2 separate regions of the Mus musculus genome follow, and region 1 is linked to region 2. Evidence: chromatin loops called from intact Hi-C (ENCODE). Cell type or tissue: gastrocnemius. All regions are shown on one strand.

Region 1 (2,500 bases), 130 kb after region 2:
GTAGTCACAACAAGGCCTCACGAGACAGAAGCATGTCCCCTCCTGTAGGGGGAAGACAGAGGAACCTTCTAACAAGGCTCCTCATGAGAACCTGGCTAGGTGGACACCTGGAGTCTTGGTCCCAAGCTTCTGTCTCCTATGTGATGTGCATTCCTGGCCTCTCACAGGTCTCAGGAGCTCCACCTGCGCCCTGAGTCCCGCACGTTCCTGCCTGAGCTGGGCAAGCCCGACATAGAATTCACCGAGAGCAAGCGCCCCCGCCTGGAGCTACTACCCGATACCCTGCTGCGCCCATCACCCCTGCTGGCCACTGGGCAGCCGAGTGGGTCTGAAGACCTTACCAAGGTATACCCCAGCCAGGCCTGTGGGCTCTATTTATTGCTGCTGTCACTGCTGCTATGGGCAGGAAAGGGCCTGGGGGCGGAGGCAGGGAAAGGCTGGGTGGAAGGAGGGAGGGCAGCTCTGGTGTGGGTATGAGGGTGGGACTGAGCACTGGAGCTGCCACCAGGTAAGGAGAGAGGGTGTGGGTGATGGAAAGAAGTGGGAAGGTATCTTTAGGTGGCAGGGAGTGTACAGACCCTGTGGCGGGACGCAGTGTGTGGCTGTTATCACTGGCTGGTGTGACTGGGAAGTGCAGAGTGAGGGTCCTGCAAAAGCCTTGGAGTTGGGGTGGGGCTGGGCTGTACAGGTGACAGCTTGTGTGGAACAGTGGCTTGCAACTCCTCAGGCTTCATGTAGCAGACTGCACAGCCAGGGCAGCCCCATGTTTGAGCAAGTATTCAGGAAGGCGACCCTAGAGTCCCTTCAGATGAGACAGAAAGGATGGCACAGTGCCTGGCATGTCAGGGTCTAGAGTTGAGGGCCTCAGGAAGATTGACAGACAGATCTGCTGCTGCCCAGGTCTGAGTGGCTCCTTGGGTGCCAGGTAGGCTGGATGGGTCTATGTCTGTAGCCATGTGGGCCTGCCTGAGGAGCCCCAGAGCAGTGTCAGGCCAAGCCCTGTTTCCACAGAGGCTGTCACTCGCCTTGTCTTGGCTTAGTCCCATGTGTTCACACACCCTGGTATACTAGAGAATGAACTCGGGACCTTGTCTACCCTAGGACAGTCCTCTGCCACCAAGCTGTATCTTTAGACCTCTTTTAATATATATATATGTATGTATGTATGTACACACATATTACTTTTTCCCCCTAAATGGGGTCTTGCTAAATTGATCAGGCTGGCCTTGAATGTACTCTGTAGTCTGGGCAGGCCTTGACATCAAAGCCTTGCATATAGTTCTGCACAGCTCTGATGACAGGCTAGGACTCCGAGCCAGGCTTGCTCTAAGCCTTCAGTCTGTTCTCTAGCTCTCCCTTTGTTCCAGCTGTGCTGTCCCAGGCTCGGGCCTCTCTGAGCCTAGCTTGCTCCTTGTTAGTCAGTAGCAGACCGACCTTAAGTGACCCAGGCTATCTGGAAAGAGGGTTTGGCTGTGAGCCTTGAATACACACCTTCAGGCTGGACCAGGTGACAAGACCAGACTCTGGTCTCCATAGGAGAGTAAAGATGCTGGCATGAGTTCTGGAATGTTCTTGGCGTCTTAGAGCTATAGGAGTCCAGCCCATTCCCAGTGCAGTCTGTTCACCCCTGTCAGACAGGTGACCTAAGGCTGGCGCCAGGATATCAGGACAATACGGCCTTGTTTCCTGGACATTGATTGGGGTATCCTCATTCCCTGCCCCAGACTATCCCTGGGAAATAGGACAGTTCCAGACTGACACGTCACCCAGCTCTGTCTGGCAGCTCACTCTCCTCTGTTGCTCCAGGACCCCTCCCCCTTTCTCTTCTACCCACTTAGCCCATGAGCCAGCACCCATATCCTGTCCTGTAGACAACTGGCCTAGCCACTGCCTATCCTGGGTCGGCCTCAGTTGCCCCAGGCCACCGTCACTCACCTGGACTGTGGCAGTGACCTCTCATCTTCCCTGCCACTCTCCCTTCACCGCTGGGTCATGTGGAGACAAGCAGGGTCTTCGGTCCTAAACCTCCTTGCTCAGGCATGAAAGTCTAGCTCCTTTTCAAGTGTTTGGCCATCAGGTCTGGTGTGATGGGGCACTGAAGTCACCTCTCCATACCACCAGTCCCCTGTGTATCTTTGTGGCCTCTTAAACCTGGCCTGGCCCCACCCCTAGGCCCTGAAACTGCTGGTGTGCATCTGGTTGCCCTCTGTTCCCTCAGACGCTTGCTGGACTGATGGCAGTGGGTACCCAAGGCTGGCTGGTGGGATGTCGTGAAGTCTTGGCAGGGTACCCTGCTGACCACACTGGGTCTGGACTTGGCCCAGGTGTGGCCACTGGGCTGTCCTCCTGCACTCCTGGGTGATCTGTTCCCTCTGTCTTCTGGTCTCTGGCATCACCTTCTTGCTCAAGTGTTACTCCTTTCTCCCCATCATCCCTTTTGCCCTGTGCTCGCCCCTTCTCCCTCCTCCCCTCTCCTACCATCTCTCTGCATTGTCTTCTT
Region 2 (2,500 bases):
ACCATCTGTCTATGCCGGACTAAGGACTCAGGGTCACCCCTGGCTGCTTCTCCCTCCACCCCCCCCCCACCCCCGCCCCCAGCCTGTTCTGCAACCATTTCATTAGCGAGGATCACAGTTCCTGGTTCCAGCCACCTTTGTTGCCTGGACCCTGTGCACTAATCCAGTCCTCTGGGTTTCCAGTGGCCACGCCTTCCCCTACCAGCTTCATCTCTTAAGCAGCAGCAGTCTGTTAAATCTGTTACAGCCCAAAGCATCTACTCTCCTCCTGTGACTCCCACCTTCCTTAGAGCGAAGATCCCGGTTGCCCTCCCCTCATGCCAGTGGCGCCCTTCCTCTCACGCCAGTGATACACTCCCCCCCCCCCCACACACACACACGGGTGACCCCTTTTGCCCTTCACATCTGCCTTCCTGATGGCTTCCACTGGTTTTTGGAGGCAGCCCTGCCTCGGGACCTCTGCCTAGGCTGCTCCACACCCTGAGCTGCTCCTGGCTGGTGCTCACTTCTTTGCAAGTGCAGGCAAAATCAGATCTGCTGCTGCTGGCAGCTGGAGGTCCCTCGGCGCCCCCCCCCCCCCCAGCCTCCCACTCTGCATTTTTCCAGGCTGGCTCAGGATTGTGGCCTGTCACCAGCTCAGAACTAACACACAGCAGGGTCTCTCTGACTGTCTACCAAATGTGGGCACTTACATCCACAGTGGGCCAGGCACCGGGAGAGACTCAGATCCGAGCAGACAGCAGATACAAAGTACAATTGAGCAGTGGGGTCAGGAAGGCGGCTGGCCCCCTGGTGTGACCTTCTATGTGGCCAAGAAGGATCCAGGAAGTGGAACCTGAATGCAGTGTGCCTCCTAGCTGGCTCCAAATCGGCTCCCCAGCCAGGGCTAGGCGCTTCGAGATGCTCAGTCCGTTTCAGAACTTACCTGAGCCTCAGATCACACAGGACTGTCATATTTTGCTCTGAGGATAGTGATGAGGCCAGGCTGGGAGTAGAGCCTGTTCTCATGTCTTTCCCTGGGAGGAAGAGAAGACCCACTTGTCTTCTATTCCCCTGTGAGGCCTCTGTGCCCAGGGCCGGTAGCTGATATGACTGAGTTGAGGCTCATCCTGAGACCCCTGGCCTTCCTGCTTCCTAGCCTTCTGTCTCTATGAGCAAGTCTCTGACCACAGGACCTTTGCACCTGATGGACTTAATCTGTAGTCTTCTTCCTTTCTCCTCTCCCCCCACCACCCGCACACATACCCCCCCCACCCCTGCTGCCACACATATTGGGTCCCTTAGGAGCCTCCCTCTCCCTCGGCTTGGCTGGCTCCCTGCTGCAGGTCCCCAATGCTCTGAAAAAAGAAAATCTATTTAAGACACGAAGAAACGGGGGAGAGAAGGGAGTTGTGCCACAAGCTGTGACACACAGAGACTCAGCTAAGAAGCAGCCAGCCCCCCAGATGGCAAGAGGCCCCGTGGGAGGCAGCTGCAGCTGTCACATGCAGATGGGAGGCGGGACACTGGGTGCCAGGGCTGAGGGAGGGGTGGATCAGGGACTCAGCAGTAGAGCTGCTGATGAGGGAGATGAAACCCTTCTGGGAGGGGGCAGCAGGGGTGAGTTCACAGAACAATGGCTGCCTCGTAAACAGCACATGCACACACACATACATGTGCACACATAAGTACACACACAAATACATAAACACACACATGTGCACATGTGAACACACATTAAACACACACACACACACACACACACACACACACGCATGTATACACAAACACTCCATCCATCCAGTCTGACTTCTGATGGGCAGGCTCAGGTGCAGGGCAGGCTCTAGAGCAAGAGAGGACCAGCCTGGGGCTTCATTCTGTCCCTTTTTCCCAGAAAGTGTCCTGGAAAAACCCCTCTCTCTTGGTGCTGCCTCTAGAGCTGTGGGTCTGTCAGAGGTTATCTTTTTTCCTGGTGCTGAAGATCAAAGGCTTAGGCTAAGCAGAGGCCCTACCACTGAGCTATGGTCTCCTTTTCTTCTTCTTCTTCTTCTTCTTCTTCTTCTTCTTCTTCTTCTTCTTCTTCTTCTTCTTCTTCTCTTCTTCTTTTCTTCTTCTTTCTTCTTCTCCTCCTCCCCTCCTCCTCCTCTTCTTCCTTCTCCTCCTTCTCCTCCTTCTCCCCCTCTTCTCCCTGTCCCCCTCCCTGTCCTCCTCCCCATCCCCATCCCCCTCCCTGTCCTCCTCCCCCTCCCCCTCCCTGTCCTCCTCCCTCAGGCCAAAAACTGACATGGTCCTTAAGAAAACATACAGCTCTTACTGAGGGCCTGAGTTCAGGTCCCAGCAACCACATTGAACTTCAGCTCCAGGGGATCTGGTTCGTTTGAGGTTTTACACACACACACACACACACACACACACACACACACACAAATACACACATACACACATATACACATATATGCACACACATAATTCTTATACACATACATATACACATACACACAAACATATACATATGAACACA

What was found. Peaks named below come from ENCODE experiments on the same cell type or tissue, not always from the same donor. Only the 100,000 strongest peaks of a DNase experiment are listed, where the experiment ranks them.
Region 1: a loop joins it to region 2, with 1.9 times the contacts of the local background. A loop is called at or near these places in 5 of 42 quality-filtered maps.

Annotation. Positions count from the first base shown.
Region 1 is chr5:125,116,462-125,118,961 of GRCm38, reverse strand. It overlaps Ncor2 (nuclear receptor co-repressor 2), which reads left to right. Exons shown (of 47, transcript NM_011424.3): 4 at 168-345. Among named protein-coding and RNA genes, the nearest start is that of Ncor2, 62 kb to the left of the region's middle. In gastrocnemius, no CTCF peak of the experiment used is centred here; a DNase peak (open chromatin) is centred at 1,539.
Region 2 is chr5:125,243,078-125,245,577 of GRCm38, reverse strand. All of the region lies in intron 2 of Gm32585 (a long non-coding RNA gene), which reads left to right. Among named protein-coding and RNA genes, the nearest start is that of Gm32585, 8.1 kb to the left of the region's middle. In gastrocnemius, no CTCF peak of the experiment used is centred here; DNase peaks (open chromatin) are centred at 646 and 1,473; H3K4me3 peaks cover 290 bases; H3K27ac peaks cover 1,145 bases.